Regions from separate parts of the Mus musculus genome. Here region 1 is linked to region 2. The links are chromatin loops, found by intact Hi-C in ENCODE. Cell type or tissue: heart. All regions are shown on one strand. Links, peaks and the distances in the headings refer to the core of each region. The heading gives the core; the rest is flanking DNA. Region 1 overlaps Zswim4 (zinc finger SWIM-type containing 4). Region 2 has its middle 16 kb from the start of Ccdc130.

The links. Peaks named below come from ENCODE experiments on the same cell type or tissue, not always from the same donor. Only the 100,000 strongest peaks of a DNase experiment are listed, where the experiment ranks them.
Region 1: it touches region 2 in a loop (2.0-fold over the local background); 4 of 42 quality-filtered maps call a loop at or near these places.

The regions. Positions count from the first base shown.
Region 1 is chr8:84,225,850-84,234,643 of GRCm38, forward strand. It overlaps Zswim4 (zinc finger SWIM-type containing 4), which reads right to left. Exons shown (of 14, transcript NM_172503.3): 3 at 4,892-5,248; 4 at 3,174-3,322; 5 at 2,943-3,093; 6 at 823-990; 7 at 1-317. Among named protein-coding and RNA genes, the nearest start is that of Zswim4, 6.8 kb to the right of the region's middle. In heart, for the core only: a CTCF peak has its summit at 5,100 (motif pointing left); no DNase peak of the experiment used is centred there.
Region 2 is chr8:84,281,767-84,290,560 of GRCm38, forward strand. No RefSeq gene overlaps it. Among named protein-coding and RNA genes, the nearest start is that of Ccdc130, 16 kb to the left of the region's middle. In heart, for the core only: CTCF peaks have their summits at 4,097 (motif pointing left) and 7,315 (motif pointing right); DNase peaks (open chromatin) are centred at 3,095 and 4,095; H3K4me3 peaks cover 513 bases; H3K27ac peaks cover 489 bases.

The sequences.
Region 1 (8,794 bases), core at 603-8,602, 56 kb before region 2:
TCGCCTCTGCAGGCGCAGGGTGTTGATTATGGCACACGCCAGCCGCAGAGCCTTGTGGGGATAACCATGGGCCCGCAAAGTATCCACCCGTGCACAGGCAGTAGGGAAAGGTTCGCCCAGCCAGATGGGGTGGCCCTGAGGGTCAAAGGTTGGCTTGTCACTTCCCATACTGCCAGTGAGGGTGGGGCCACAGGAATCACTGGCCAGGATCCTCTGTAGGTGGCTGTCATTCCAGTGCAACTCTCCAGCCTGCAGTGCTCGGCTGAAAACTGTCCTGCGGGGGCTGGCGGCTGTCACCTCTTCTTCATCCTCTGAGCCTGCAGGAGATATGCTCAGTGTGTAATGATGGTGCTGGCAGTCACACTGTGCCAGCTGCTCCCCCCAGGTGCCAACCCCAGGTTCCACCCTAGGCAGGTAATGGATCTGAGTTCTTGAAACAAATCTTCAAGGGGAAAGGGGCTGGCATCTGTCATGGTGCTGCCACACAGGTGGGATGTCTTTTCCTCTTTGCTCTCCCTTCTCTCCTCCATCTTTGCTTCTTCCTGACCTCTCTACTGCCTTTCTTCCGTATCCCTCTTTACTTGCCGCACCCACACTCACAGCATGGCCCCTCACGCTGGGTTCCTGTCCTTTTCCCAGTCCATCTTCTCACTGATCCTTTGCTATCGGGAGGCCTAGTGAGCACCATCGTTACTCCTGCCCCAGGCACTTGCTCCCTCTGGATGGCCCTCTCATCTCTCTCCTGGGACACAGTGCGGTGACAGTAGGCTGAACTAGAGTAAGTGGTGATGGTTTTTGGAAACAGAATAGGCCCCTTCCTACCTGTCCTGGAGGTTAGAGCAGGCTGTAGGCTGGGGATGTCCAAGGAATAGTTGCCTTCTTCCAGTGGGCACACATCTAGCTTGTCCCATGTGCCAAGTAGCTGCAGCCATCCCGACCGCTCATCTGGTTTGCAGTGTGGGCTCAAAATGACACAGACCCACAAAGCCCCTGAAGAGCAGACAGACACTCAGTATCCAGGCCAACATCATTAACACAGGCTGATAAGCAGCTGCTGCAGCCTGGGCATGTGTCCTATCCATGGGTAAAGAAATAAAGTAGGGCCAGTGATAGGGCACAGCGGGTAAAAGTGCTTGCCATCAAGACTGATGACCCACGTTCAGTCCCTCGGACCCCCACACATAAGGAGAGAGCTCCACAAAGCTGCCCCTTGACCTACACATGTGCACTATGGTACAGCCACACATATATATACAATATAAGTAAATATAACTTAGGTCGGGGAACTGAAGTACGGCAGAGAAACTCCACTTGTTCTAGGTCACACTGCATGTGAGCTGCAAGCCAGGACTCACGCCTGCTCAGCTTAGTGTGCTTTTGCATTGTTTCTTTCTCCTTGTCGACGCTGCCTTTTACTATCTAACACAGCGCACAGCAGCCAATGGGCAAAACACTGTACAGACAATAAAGTCAACCCACAGTTTGGCGTTTCTTTCTCTCTTGTGATCTCTCTTCAAGTGACTATCAAGTTAAGATTATCTCTGCTCTTCTTCTGAGGCAGGGTCTTGCTCTGTAGCCCAGGCTAGCTTGGAACTCACCACTTTCCTGTCTCAGACCCCAAGGTACTGTATTATGGGTATTTCCAACTAGCTCTGCCACATTTTCACATTTTTTAATGGTGAGGAAAATATTAAAAAGAAAAAAGATTATTTTGAGATTTGTGCAAATGATACAAAGTTCAAAGAAACAGGAGTAGCTGCAGGTTGTACATGCCTGTAATCAAGCACCCAGGAGGCTAAGCAGAACTGAGCCAGCCTGAGCTATACAGAGCAAGACTGGCTAAAACCAGAAAGTGTCCATAGCTATGTCTTACTGGGATACTTCCCTACGTGTTCTGTAACTGTGTACACACTGGTGCTGGGAACAATCCTGAGGCCTTGTTCCTGACACACAAACATCCAACCATTGGCTGTGCCACACCCAATGTGACAGAGGTCTGGTTGGTTTTCTGCTACACTGGTGGGGCCCAACAAAGCTGAAGACACTATTTAGTTTTGTAAAACTGTGAGCTGTGGCGTAGCCTAAAGTCCTCAGCCCCACATTAGAGGATCCAACATCTGCTGATTCTATCAACCATGGATTGAATTGAAAGGACTTAATAAAAAACAAAAAAATGGTGTCTTTACTGGATAGAAACAGCCATCTTTTTCTTGTTATTATTCTTCAAACAATATGATGACAACTATCTCTGTGGCCCTGATCTTGCACTTTAAGTTAGCTGGAGGTAACTGAGAGAACACCAAGGACCAAGTGAGTCCCAGCTCAGGGTGCAGTACATGCTTAGCAGAACCTGGGGTTCTATCTTCAGCATCAATCAATTGATCAACCAATCCAGCCATCTCTGGTGGTGACCAGTGAGCCCTCCAGCACTTGGGAAGAAAGACCAGGAACTCAGGGTCATCCCTTGCAACACTGTGAGCTTGAGGTCAGCCTGAATCAAAACAAGACAAAACTATACAGAAAGGGTATGTACAAAGTCTCTGTAACACTGGCTGGTTTTACGTCAGGTCCCTGGGCATCCCAGATGTCTGTGCCTTGGAGGATGTGGGACACCATGGGACAAAGCTATGTAGCACTTAACCATCTATGCAAGCATGGATCCTCCCATCCACTCCCCATCCATGAACATATCCATCCACATTTGCTGGAGCATGCATACTATGCAAGCCTGCAACCACTGAGTTATATCCCTAGTCCAAAACATATAACATTAATCATGATCTTCCCTACTGGATATTAATCCCAGGAGAGCCAGACTTTTGTGTTTTGTTCTCTCTGGGAGTTCCAGCACCCAGTAGGTGGCTGGCATGTTGGAAATACTTAATAATGCTAAGTAGAGAAGAGATTTGGGGCACAGATGCTAACATGAATGGGAGCCTCACCCAGCTCATCCCACAGCTGCCGGCACTTGTCTGTCATGCCAGCACCTTGCTGCCGCCACAGGGCCAGGCGAGGGTCCTGCAGGAACTGCTCAGTCATGAGGATTAGCATGCGTGCCCCATTGGAGTCCCGTGCTCGAAGCATCTCCCGCACCTGTGCAGAGACACAAGTGGTAAGAAAGAGAAGTGCATACCAGGCGGGCCCTCTACTCTGCCCAGCCCCAGCCTTGGCACCTTGCTGAACATGGAGCGCAGCTGCTGGCTGGCCCCATAGTGGCCACCATTGGACAGCAGCTGTTTCACCTGCTCTTGGATCTGCTCCTCATCCAGATGCCAACAGTTGGCATCTTCTGTGCCTGCACCCGCTGTGGGATCTGGGGCACCTGCGGGGACAAGAGTAGAGTGTCCACTCTTGCTGTGTCCATTCCTCCAAAGTCCACAATCCATTCCACCATACCAGCAATCCACCTATTAACTCACCACCCATCCATTTGTCCTCTACACACTCATTTATCCAACCATCCATCCCTCCACCATTCTCTTCCATCCACCTAATATTCTACCATGAATACATCTGTCCATCCAGGCATTGGTCCCAAACACTACAAGCCCCTTCGTTCACTTAGTCAGGTACTATGGAAACACTGTTTGTATCCATTCATCTTCCACAAAACATCAGTCACTCATCCATTTCCTCATCCATCATCTTACCAGACACCGCCCATCCGTAGTAAGCCAGTTTCTATCCATCTCCTCATCTCCATACCAGTTCCTCCACACCCACATTCTGTACACAGCCTGGTTCACCAGTCTTGCCTCCAGCCCACCTTCAATGTATGCACTCATCCTATGACTCCACCTGCCCACCATCTGGACTTGTCTCGACACTCAAACTACTTCGCCTTGGATTTATCAACCCATCAGTCATGTTGTGCACTCCTGAGCTACTCTGGTCCACAAACATGCCTCCATCACACCTATCACTGCTCCATGCTCCTCCCAGAACAACTACCTACCAGTCCCCAGCATGCATACCTACTGGTCTGTCTGTCTGTCTGTCTATTTTTTGTTTTTTCGAGGCAGGGTTCTCTGTAGCCCTGGCTGTCCTGGAACTCACTCTGTAGACCAGGCTGGCCTCGAACTCAAAAATCCGCCTGCCTCTGCCTCCCAAGTGCTGGGATTAAAGATGTGCGCAACCACTGCCTGGCTTTTTTTTTTTTTTAAGGAAGGGTCTCACTCTATAGTTCTGGCTGTCCTGGAACTCACTATGTAGATCAGGTTAGCCTCAAACTCAGAGATCCATCCACCTCAGCCTCCTGAGTGCTGGGATTAAAGGTGTGTGCCACTATCCCTGGATACCCACTGGCCTTTCAGAGTCCCATGCAAGCCATCTCTTCCCAGCCACCCTTCCAACGCTTAGTCCCCTCACTGCACTGTACTGATCTACCCATCTGCTTATCCCCATACTCTTCCACGGCACCAGTTCACCCTGGTGATGAATCATAACCTCCTAGAATCCACCCAGCATCCCATGACCCGAGTTAGTTCCCATCCATTACTGTTACCTTTCTACCATTATAGCCAAACAAACCAGCAGCAGACCCCTCCCTTCCAATACCTCCTGGACTGCACACCTCATTCATAACTCAGTGATTCTCATCTTTAAGTCTTTACCCTGGGACTCTGAAACACCTCACCCTGGGACTAACCCTCTGCTCTTTCTCTCCTCCCTCCCTCCCTCCCTCCCTCTCTCTCTCTGAACATGAGACAGGGTGGCACTATGTTTCAATCCACCTTAGCCTCCCCAGTCCTGAGATGACAGGCCAGTGTTACAACTTCCCTGTTTCTAACTGCCCAGGTGCCCTGGGCTCAGGCACCTTAGGATGTGTCTGTCTCTCAGTGTGTCACACCCCCAAAGCAGGGCATCATGGCCCCTCCCTCCCTCTGCTCACCATGAACCAGGTTGATCTCAGAGCCCAGCAGGAGGATCTCGTCAGCAAGACGTTGGGCGGTAGGCAGCACCTCAGTGTGGTGTGCACTGATGAGATACTGCACAAACTTCTGAAGCTGATCCCGGTTCATTTGTGACAGAGTCTCAGAGATGGGCAGCCGCAGCTCCACCTGGCGAGCATGACGGATGCGGTACAATGACAGCGCCACCACGTGGGCACAGTAGAAGAGGTCCCGATTGTCGCAGCCACAGCTCACAGATGTGATCTTGCAGCGGTCAAAGCTGATGGAGACGTGGTAGAGATGCTCTGGCTCTCCTGGGCCCCCAACTTCTCGAATATTCCCACTCAGGTGGAACCCTAAGAAAAAACACACACTGAGGAGACGGGATCGCCCCTGGGCCCCCCACTTCTCTGATGTTCCCACTCAGGTGGAACCCTAAGACAAAACATACACCGAGGAGACTGGATCACCCCAGCAAGACCTTGATGCACAATTCTGCTGAGAAGCCCAGTATGGACCACTTAATCTATTCATGCCTCAGTTTCACCATCTGTGCACACACAGCAACGATGATCTCCACATGCCACTCTAATATCTAGGTGAATTAGTCACAAGCGTTTAGAATGGCTTGATAAAGTTAAATCCAAACTCCTGATCTTAGGCCGGACGTGTTGGCGCATGCATTTAATCTCAGCACTTGGGAGGCAGAGGCAGGTGGATTTCTGAGTTCGATGCCAGCCTGGTCTACAGAGTGAGTTCCAGGACAGCCAGGTCTACACAGAGAAACCCTGTCTTGGAAAAAACAAAAAAAACCACCTGATCTTTTTGGGGGGATGGCCTCAATTGTTCTTCACCTTGTTTATTTACCTTTGGTTTTTTGACACAGGGTTTCTCTGTGTACCCTTGCATGTTCAGGAACAGGCCATTTAGACCAAGCTGGCTTCAAACTCAGAGATGCCTGTCTCTGCCTCCTGAGTGCCAGGATTAAAGTATTAAAGGTGTGAGTAAAGTCCCTAAGTGGTGCTCTGCAAAAGTCATCACAGCAGCAGCTGTCCTAGCCTACAGGCAGGGTAAGGTGCCCCTGACAGGAGCTGTCAAAATGGCGGCTCCTGTTAAAATGGCAGTGCCCCACAGCTCCTCTGCCTGCAGCCATCGGTCACAGGAGCTGTCCACGGTGATGCACCTCCTTTCCCCCTCGGCAGGAGCTCTCCCTCCAGAGCTGCCCACGGTGGACACCTTTCCTGTCTTAGCCTAAGGCTTTCCTGAAACACCACTGCAGGAGCTGTCCACGGTGGCTACATCTTCTCTCCAACCTCCCTAAGCAGCTCCACAGAGATGGCTCCTCAGACAAAGCTGCCTGTGGCCAGGAAGGACTTCCCACCCTAACCCATTGGCCTGGTGCAGTGAAAACGGGGTGAAAAAAAGGCACCAATCCCTGAGCAGGAAACCCCACTAATCCCTGATTTTCCCACACAAACCCACCAATCCTTGAGCAGGAGAACCCACCCAAGCCTGAACAGGAAACCCCACCAATTCCTGAGCTCCCCAAGCTAGACTTGAAACCACCAATCCTCAATCTGGAAACTTCTGCCCTGAAAAGTGCCACCCCCTCAGAAATCCTACAGCCCTGCCCTTTGTTCATTTCCCTGCTGTCTGCTCCTGGGAGCAGAGGGCAGCCATCCCTGGATTCATCTGTCCACACCTGGATCCTACAAGAAATCTCCTTCATGAGGTTTTCTGCCTGGTGTGACTCTCTCATCAGAAGAAACCAAGAAGAAAAGAATTACTGAAGAGAAGCGAAGAAGCAAACAAGTGGAGGAGGGCTGAGGCTCCTGAGTTCCTCAGCTCAGCTGGGGGAACCCCTCCCTCCCCCCACCCTGGTCTCCAGGAACTGCAACACCTCTGCTAAGAAGCATTCCTCTCAGAGCTGTGTGGCTCCTGGGCCCCCATGTCTGAGGATGTCCTTCTGCTGGGACACCTTTTCCCCTTAGAGCTTTATGGTTCCTGGGCTTCTGAGTCCCAGGCTACCCTCCCATCTGAACAGAAACACAGTGAGCAACTTCCCTGGGCCTCCACCTTATTCTCTGAGACAGGTTTTTTTCCTTAAACATGAAGCTAGTCCTTGGCTAGGCTAACCAGCTAGCCACAAAGGTCCTCCCACTCTCAGTGGTGTGTTACAGACATCTAACACTGTACATGGATGCTGAGCAACTGAACTTAGGTCCTCACACTTGGACAGCAGGCACTTTAACAAATGAGCCATCTCCCTTGCTGCTCTGTCCTTATTCTAATGATCAATAAATAGTATTATCAACATAGATACAATGTTTGAAATGCTTTCCCCAGCCCTTGGGTTGCTATGGTTACAACAGCTTCAGAAGCTCTGAACTTCCTAAGAACATGCCAAGGGCCTGTGGCACTTGAGGGCAAGGGGATGATGGAGCAAGCCCTGGGCAGTCCTGGGTGTCTGTCAGGCTCATCCGACTGGTTGGGCAGCCTGATGCAACATGCGTCATGCAAGGCATGGCTTCCTCATACCAGGGGTGCCCATGGGGCCTGTGGCTAGGTTATGCCCAGGAAAAGGGGTACAGAGGCTGCCAGGCAGGGTTACCCTGGCTGAGCCTTGACCAGCTATCATGGAAGGTGAAGGATAAAGTCTGACTCATGTTCTGGCTCCATCACTACTGGTCCTTTTCCATGCTCAATGCTAAGATCTTTCCTCACCTTCCTCCCTATTTCCTAAATCCAGCCTTCTCTGGTCTTTTTCTTTTCTTCTATTTCAGAACTACTGGGCTTACTGCCTGGGGTTCAGAGTCTGTTTTCTCCTCTAGCTCTAATTTTTGCTCTTCAGCCTCACTGAGACCCCCTGATGTATGACAGCAACTCTGAGAGCTGACCTCAGATGTCTGCACTCTCTCCCAGATCTGCTGCCTGAGGTCTGAGCCCGCACCTCATGGCCTGACAACTTGTTTATTTCGTTTTTAACTTAAGTCATTCTCCTCATCAGCACACAGGAGCCATCCACATCCATGGAGTACGGTTCCTCAACACAACACATGACGAGCAGAACAGGCGACTGGCTTTTCCAGCTCTGTTCACAGTGATTACTTCTGTGTTTGGAAGCCTCTAACTTCTTCCTTTTAGTTCTTTATAAAAGACACAGTAAATTTTTGTCACTATAGTCACTCTACTGTTCTGCACGTGGCCTTTGATCACAGTCTCTTCCAGGACATGGTTGCCTAAGCATCACACTCTCTCCCAGCTTCTCCCTGGGTCTAGCTACTGAGGCCTGGGATCATTCTGTTTGTTGCGAGACAGGGTCTCACTATGACGCCTTAGCTGGCCTGGAACTCACAGAGATCCATCTACCTCTGCCTTAGGCATGTGCCTCCACACTAAGACTGTTTTGGTTTTCAGAGCAGGGTTCACTGTTTAGTCCAGGCTGATCATGACCTTGAGTTCTCTGGTCCCAGCCTCCTAAGCACTGAGGTTATAACTGTGTGCCACCACATCTAGTCTTCACATTATTTTCCCCTTGGCTTTGTACACCACTGCTTCGCAGATGCCCTCTGTGTGAGGGCAGGAACTGGCTCTTCCTATGGTCAACCCTCTGGCCCTCCCTGGGACCCTGCTTCCTCGTTTCTCCACATTTTTTTCCATTCATCAGTTCAGCTGCCTGACATTCTTCACCTTCAGTTCATAATCCCGTCTCCAGTCTAAAGCCCACATTCTAGAATTATCAGCCATGTCTCAATCCCTACAGCAAGAGCCAGTCTGGGATCCAGCATGAGCTCCACTGCTCTCCTCTCCCCTTACCTGGGTCCTCTTGCTGATGCCGGGCCTTCTGTACCCCCACTTTCTGGTTCACCTTCCTCTCGCTGAGCCTCCACTATGTTCTAGTC
Region 2 (8,794 bases), core at 315-8,314:
CTTCTGCAAGAACAGCAAGAAGTCTTAACCACTGAGCCATCCCTCCAGCCCCAATGCTGGTACCAAACTCAGATGGTGCTGGGAACCAAACTCAGGTCCTCCTCTGTGTGTGTGTGTGTGTGTGTGTGTGTGTGTGAGAGAGAGAGAGAGAGAGAGAGAGAGAGAGAGAGAGAGAGAGAGAGAGAGAGAGAGAGGGAGAGGAGTCTATGCTTCAGTTTTCCTCAACCACCCCTCGTTTATTTGGTTTCTAAAGTCCTTTGTGTAAACAAAACCTTGAAAGGGACATTTGCTTACAAATCTGCCCCTCTTGTAACAGCAGAAAAGCAGGACACAAAGGATTGTGGTCCACACGTACTTAGTGATACCACTGACTTAGCTTGTGGACATGCGCATGGGAGGAGCACAGATGATTAACAGGAAAGCTCCCTCTCAAATGTAGAAAGACACCTTCCATCAAAGTCGTGGCAGGTTTGGGGGCTCTGCAAGAAGAGAAATCACAAAGGAAGCTTTAGCCCAAAGAGTTCAAAACCCCTGTGCACAACCTCCAAACAAGAATGATGGGGCTGGAGAGATGGCTCAGTGGTTAAGAGCACTGTCTGCTCTGCCAGAGGTCCTGAGTTCAATTTCCAGCAACCACATGGTGGCTCACAGCCATCTGTAATGGGATCTGATGCCCTCCTCTGGCATGTCTAAAGACAGCTACAGTGTACTCATATAAATAAAAATAAATAAATCTTTAAAAAAAAGAAAAAAGAATGATCCTGGGATAGGGAGCTGGCTCAGTCATAGTGCCGGCTGTGCAGCATGAGGTCCTGAGTTCAGACTCCAACCCCATGTGGAAGTTGTGCATGTCAGCATAGATCTGTACCCTGGTGCTGGAAGTGAGGGTAGAGACAGGCAGAACCCTGGAGCTCATTAGCCAGTCATGCCAGCCAATCAGTGAGCTCCAGGCTCAATGAAAGACGCTACCTCAAGAAAATAGGCAGTTGACAAACACCTGGCATGGACTTCTGGCCTGACTACTCACACGTACACACCCCTTGACATGTGTATATATCACACACACACACACACACACACACACACACTGTCTCTGGCTGCTTTTCCGGAGGACCTGGGTTTGATTCCCAGCACCCACATTACACGATGGCTCACCATTGTTTGTAACTTCAGTTCTAGGGGATTCAATGCTCCCTGCAGAGTCCTGACTGGGAGTCTGCATTGAAAGGTTGAAGAGAGGCTGGATGGTGACATCTCTGCACTCAGGGGGCCAACCTGGGCTATACAGTAGGATCCTGATGGAGGCAGAGAGGGTTATCCAACTGCCTCAAGTTCCTGCTTTTTGCAGGCAGGTGGATGCTGGAGAGCACTGAAGGAAGAAGCAACAGCCTTTTGTTAGAAAGAAATCAACCACTGCTAAAGAGCTGATAGGAGCACTTGGGAGAGTCCTAAACTTTAGACATAGTGCATGTGCCTCATGTGTGTGTGTGTGCGTGTGTTTGTGTGTGTGTGTGTGTGTGTGTGCACGTGCCTGTGCTCATGCATCCTGGGTATCAAATCCAGGGACTGGTGCATGCCAAGCAAACGCTCTACCAGCTAAGCTACACTCCCAGCCCATCATAGAGCCTGGGTCTTAATTAATTTTTTCTCATGCACACACTAGGGTGCCTTGTTTTTAAACACCATAATTTCCCACAAACAAGCCCCCTGCCATGGGTGTAAACCACCACTGTAATTTACTTGTTAGAATCAGGCATAATAATGCATTTATCTGAATGGGAACAACAGCTGTATGGAGGTGAAAAGCCAGGGGGTGGTTGCTGAAGGGGTTCAATAATTTATGGCAAACACAGGAATTGGCTCCGTGGGTCAAGAGGACTCCAGGCTCCATCTACCGAATCACATAGCAAAAAGGCATTGTGCTGGCTATCTTCTGTCAGCTTCACACAGCTAAGTGACATCTGGGAATAGGAGACTTGCCTGAGGAAATGCCTACACCAGACTGTAGGAGTCTACTCCCGGGCATTTTCATGGTTAGTGATTGACGTGGGATGCCTCAGGCCCCGTGAGTAGTGTCACTCCTGGGCAGTATGACAAGGCAGGCCTCCAGGAGCAAGCCAGTAAACAGCATTCCTTCATGGCTTCTGCTTTAGTTCCTGTCCCAACTTCTGTTCATGATGGCGGGTCAACTGTAAGATTAAACAAATACTTTACTCCACCATAGCTTTAAGTTGCTGCGTGTAATTTTAAAAATGTGCTTGTTCTTTTTCGAGAGCTTGCTTTTCCCAAGAACCCAGGGAGCTGCGATTACTTTACACCAGCCAATCACCCCACAGCTAGCTCAGCCAGTTGCCAAAGACCTCCCCATGGCTGTGTCCTTTCTCCTGCCCACCTGAGTTGCTGCAGATGAAAAACACCAGACAACCTTAATATTTAAATACTAGCCAGATAACTCAATGGCTAGGCACAGGATCTATTGTTCTAAACTCATCAGCTATCCTATATCAAAATTCCGCAGGTGGCGAAGACCACCACCAGTTCTAGTTGCTCCCAGGCCTTACATGGTTCATGCTCCTCTCCCCAAAGTCTGGCTGAAAAGACCTCTCTCTGTCTCGTCCCCCTCCTCTTCTTCCTGGGACCCAGAAATCGCACCTTTTTTCCTTGGCCCAGGGATTAGCTTCTGTGGAAACCTAACACAGAAATTGGTAGCTGAGAGTGGGCAATTGTTGCAACGGATCTGACTGAATTATTTTGGGATGGCTGTTGAAGTATTTGGAAATTTGGGCCTAAAAAAAGCCGTATTCCAAGTTTAATGACTATTGTGTGGAAGCTTCAAAGATAAGAATGATGAGATAAATCCGTGGAAGTCTGGCTTGTGAAGTTTCAGAGTCTCCCAAAGACTCTCAGGGCTGTTCCTGCAATATGTTTCTTAGGCTGGAAGCCCTGCCCTCCCACGCACAAGCTGAGAAACCCAGTCTGCCCTCCCCCTCCCCCCGCAGCCCCACCCACACAGAGAACAACCCCCATCCCCCACAGACCTGCTTGGAGAAAACTCCAGGCTGACATGTCATCAGTCCTTGTCTCTGCGTTCACGGCAACCCACCCAAGAGTTTTTAGCAGTACGGAAGCTGAAGGACTGAGGGGTAATGACGAGCCGGCAGTGCCTGGAGCCTAATGAGACAAGCTGTACTGAAGATGGAAGAGGCAGAGAAATGGCGGGGCTGAAGCCCTGTGGGAGCCCAGAAGAGTGTGAGTTCCACATGCTGGACACATTAAAGAGTTTATGTATACATCTGGGTTTTGAATTTACTTTGATCTAACTAAAACTGTGCCCTGTTCTTAGACTAAGAATGTATGTAACTGATTTTTTTTTTTAGCTTAATATAGTTGACAGACTTTGAACTTTAAGGAGACATTGAATTTGTAGAGAGAGCTTGGATTTTTAAAGTTATAGAATTTTTTAGAAGGCTGCAGAATTCCAGGACGGCAGCCACACTGGGTTGATTTCACCAACACAGCTGACACTTACAAAAACATTGTGTAAACAAAATAAAGTAACTGTCTAACAGACCTAAGAGGAGAGGGGGTGTGCTGGGAGTGTGGCTGACCACTGCTTCACCTTGTACAAGGCTCTGGGTTCCACACCGGAAGCAGCAAAACAAGCAAACAAAAAGATTGGGTCATATGCTTGTCTGTGGTGCAGGAAATCCTAAGGGCCTGCTGATCTCCTGAAGGTTTATGGGTGCTTCCCCTAAACTTGATATTTTTGGTTCTTTATGCCATGTGACTTTATGGGTGTTTATGTTGATTGGTGTTTTATGCCATGTGACTTTATTAACTAAGATGGCAATGAAGTTATATGGTCCTCACCATCAAGATGATACCATTATGATAGCAGCCAAGTCACAGGGCTGTCTCCATCTTGATGATCTTACTATCCAAGATAGCAACGGAACAAGATTACTTTCCTTAAAAAAAAATTAAGGGCTGGAGAGGTGGCTCAGTTGTTAGGAAGACTTCATGTTCTTGCAGGGGGTCCAGGTTCAGTTTCTAGGTGGCTCACAGCTGTTTACCAGTTCCCAGGGATCTGGTGCCCTCTTCTGGCCTCTATGGGTATCAGGCATGCACACAGTGCACAGACATACACGCAAATAAAACATTCATATGAGTCAGGCAGTGGTGGCGCACACCTTTAATCCCAGCACTCGGGAGGCAGAAGCAGGCAGATTTCTGAGTTCGAGGCCAGCCTGGTCTACAAAGTGAGTTCCAGGACAGCCAGGGCTATACAGAGAAACCCTGTCTCAAAAACAAAAAAACAAAACAAACAAACATGAAAACCCAACCAACAAAGACATTCATATGCATAAAATAAACATTAAAATGAAAGGGATTTTATTTTGCATATCAGATTGTTTGCCTCTGTGTGTGTGTGTGTGTGTGTGTGCGTGTGCGTGTGCGTGTGCACCATATATGTGCCTGATGCTTACAGAAGCCAGAGAGGGCATTAGATCCCCTCTTCTGGCACCACAGATCCATATATATCTGCTCATATACACACATACATGTACATAATACACATACCACACACAATTCACACCATACGAACATATGTACATACACATGCATACAATACATATGTACACATACAAATACAATACTTGACATATACACAAGCCACATATCTCTTTATACACACCATATACACTATAGCATAGATAAACACATCCACACATATAAACATACTCCACACATATGTATATGCACATACACTCAATACCACACACACCACCCATAAACACTACCTGTACTGGCTAGTTTTGTGTCAACTTGACACAGCTGGAGTTATCACAGAGAAAGGAGCTTCAGTTGAGGAAATGCCTCCATGAGATCCAACTGTAAGGCATTTTCTCAATTAGTGATCAAGGGGGAAAGACCCCTTGTGGGTGGGACCATCTCTGGGCTGGTAGTCTTGGTTCTATAAGAGAGCAGGCTGAGCAAGCCAGGGGAAGCAAGCCAGTAAAGAACATCCCTCCATGACCTCTGCATCGGCTCCTGCTTCCTGACCTGCTTGAGTTCCAGTCCTGACTTCCTTGGTGATGAACAGCAGTGTGGAAGTGTAAGCCGAATAAACCCTTTCCTCCCCAACTTGCTTCTTGGTCATGATGTTTGTGCAGGAATAGAAACCCTGACTAAGACAAATTGGTACCAGCAGAGTGGGATATTCCTGTGACAACCTGACCATGTTTTGGGGAGGACTGTGGAAGGACTTTGGAACTTTGGGCTTGAAGATCCATTTGTTGTTAAGAGCTCTGTCAGATGTTGTGTAGGAGCTTGGAAGATAATGTTGAGAACGGTGCAGAAGATGGAGGTCTGGTTTGTGAAATTTCAGAGGGAAAATTAAAGACTCTTTTCAGGGCCATTGCTGCTTTGATTGTGAAGATTCTGTAGTTCTGGTTAGCTGGGGCTGAAGAATCAGCTGTGATTAATAAGATACCAGAACTACCAAAGCAAAAATTTTGCATTACTGGGACTATTGATGCTGGTTAGCTGGAGCTAAGAAATTAGTGGTGATTAAGAAGAGACCAGCATCATTGAGGTGACATCTTCTGGGAAGTGTTTTCTGAAAGAACAAAGAGGCTGTGTTCCAGAGATGGCCAAGGTTGTACTCCTGCTGCAGCGGGACTTGGTAATATGTAAGGGTCACCCAGGTGGTACTGGTTTTGAAGGCATGAAGGGGTCACGCAAAGCAGCTGAGGCTCGGCACTGTGAGAGGCCATGGAAGGCCATTGGTGAAGGTGCAGCCTTAGTTGCAATTGAAGGCCCAGGACTGAAGGGGTCATGCAGTGTTTTGGAGATGCCAGTACCATGAGATGACCACCAAGAGCAGCAGCAGCAGTGGAGTACAGGCATCTGGAGCCTAGAGGATGACGCGTGTGCTACATAGGGCCTGGCTGGAGAAGTGACCCAAGCCCTTGGAGGAGCCCAGAAGATCGTGAGTTGGATCCCAGACATTGGACGGTTGGAGATTGACTTTTGCTTTTGATTGTGACTGTGCCCTGATATTTTCCCTCTTGAAGGAAGAAACTGTTTTAGTGGAGCCCACAGTTAAGAAACTTTTAATTGTAAAAAGACTTTGGATTTTAAAAGAGATGGATATTTTAAAGAGATTGAAATTTTAAGAATATGTAAAGACTGTGGGACGTTTAAAGTTATTTAAGATCTTGGAGATGAATAAGAACTAAGGGTTGAGGCTTACTAGTGATGTTTTTGTGTGTCAAGTTGACAAGGGGTCAATTGTACTGGCTAGTTTTGTGTCAACTTGACACAGCTGGAGTTATCACAGAGAAAGGAACTTCAGTTGAGGAAATGCCTCCATGAGATCCAACTGTAAGGCATTTTCTCAATTAGTGATCAAGGGGGAAAGACCCCTTGTGGGTGGGACCATCTCTGGGCTGGTAGTCTTGGTTCTATAAGAAAGCAGGCTGAGCAAGCCAGGTGAGGCAAGCCAGTAAAGAACATCCCTCCATGGCCTCTGCATCAGCTCTTGCTTCCTGACCTGCTTGAGTTCCAGTCCTGGCTTCCTTTGGTGATGAACAGCAGTGTGGAAGTGTAAGCCAAATAAACCCTTTCCTCCCCAACTTGCTTTTTGGTCATGATGTTTGTGCAGGAATAGAAACCCTGACTAAGACACTACCCAAATAAAAACACCATGTGTATATATATACACGTTGTATGGTGTGTTCCTCTGAATGATAACATTCCCTCCAGCATGCCCCTACACTGGGGTATTGAACACCCTCAGGCCCAAGGGCCTCTCCTCCCACTGATGTCCAACAAGGCCATCCTCTGCCACATATGTGGCCAGTGCCATGGGTCCCTCCATGTGTATTCTTTGGTTGGTGGTCCAGTCCCTGGGAGCCCTGGGGGGTCTGGCCTGTTGACACTGTTGCTTCCTCCATGGGGCTGCAAACTCCCTCAGCTCCTTCAGTCCCTTCTCCAACTCCTCTATCGGGGACCCCTGAGCTCAATCTAATGGTTGGCTGCAAGCATCTGCCTTTGTATTGTCAGGCTCTGGCAGAGCCTCTCAGGAGACAGCCATATCAGCAAGCACTTTCCGGCATTCACCATAACGTCTGGGTTTGGTGACTGTGTATGGGATGGATCCCCAGGTGAGGAAGTCTCTGGATGGCCTTTCCTTCAGTCTCTGCCAGATCATTTTTTTCAGGAAGTTTTTTTTTTTTTTTTTTTTTTTTATTCTCACTTAAAAAGAATTATGATTTATGTGTGGGTCTGTGTACAGATGAGTGCAGTGCCCCAAAAGGCCAGAGGAGGGCACTGGATACCCTGGAGTTGGAGTTATAGGTGGATGTGACCTGCCCAGCATCGGGCTGGGACCCAAATCCATAGCAAGTGTTCTTCTCTAGCCCCCTTTTCACTAAACAAAACAAAACAAAACAAAACAAAAACCCCAAAACCAACAACAACAACAACAAAAATAAAAAACAAACAAACAAACAAACAAAAAAAACCCAACCAATCAAAAACCAAAAATGCCCAAAACACACAATTTTTTTTTGTTCTCTTTTTTTCCCCCACACACAATGCTTTTAATGGGGTGAAATTAATTTACTATTTTAATTTTAAGTTAAATTAATTTTCTTAGTGTGTGTGTGTGTGTCACACATGAGAAGGTGAGAGGACAACTTGTGGGCGTCGACTCTTTTCACTGCGGGGGTCCTAGAGATGGAACTCAGGTCTTCAGGTTTGGTGCAAGCCCCTTTGCTCACCTTTGCCCACCTTGCCTGCCCACATCATTTAAAAAAAATTAAACCTGGGCGGCATTATATATTGAGCGACACCCCAAATCTACATATCTTAGGGGTTCCCAGCACCTGCCAGTACCTCCCCCTGCACTGAGCCTTAACTCGTGGCCTCTAGGTTCATCATACCCCAAGCACAGAGTTAGGTTTTTCAAGATAAGAAGGCAGCACAGATTGGCACTATGGGATGCAGTGAACCATTCCTAACTAGTGTCAACCACTGCAACTGTGCCAGTTCCTGAGAAACAAGACAGTCAGGATCAACAGGGCCCTGTGTCAGAGTGTACACAGTATCAACAGGAAGGACCCTGTGTCAGAGTGTACACAGTCACACAGTCAGGATTAACAGGGCCCTGTGTCAGAGTGTACACAGTCACACAGTATCTACAGGGCCCTGTGTCAGAGTGTACACAGTCACACAGTCAGGATCAACAGGGCCCTGTGTCAGAGTGTACACAGTCACACAGTCAGTATCTACAGGGCCCTGTGTTAGAGTGTACACAGTCACACAGTCAGGATCAACAGGGCCCTGTGTCAGAGTGTACACAGTATCAACAGGAAGGACCCTGTGTCAGAGTGTACACAGTCACACAGTATCAACAGGGCCCTGTGTCAGAGTGTAAACAGTCACACAGTATCAACAGGGCCCTGTGTCAGAGTGTACACAGTCACACAGTCAGGATCAACAAGGCCCTGTGTCAGAGTGTACACAGTCACACAGTCAGGATCAACAAGGCCCTGTGCCAGAGTGTACACAGTATCAACGGGAAGGACCCTGTGTCAGAGTGTACACAGTCACACAGTCAGTATCAACAGGGCTCTTTGTCAGAGTGGTTTTTAAAAAAAGATTAATTTTAATTATGTGTCTGTGTGCATATACGTGTATGTATGCATCCGTGTGCATGCATGTGTGTGTTTGTGTGTGAATTTGATGACAGGCAACAGAACATTGGTTCCTTGACCTCTTCAGCTCT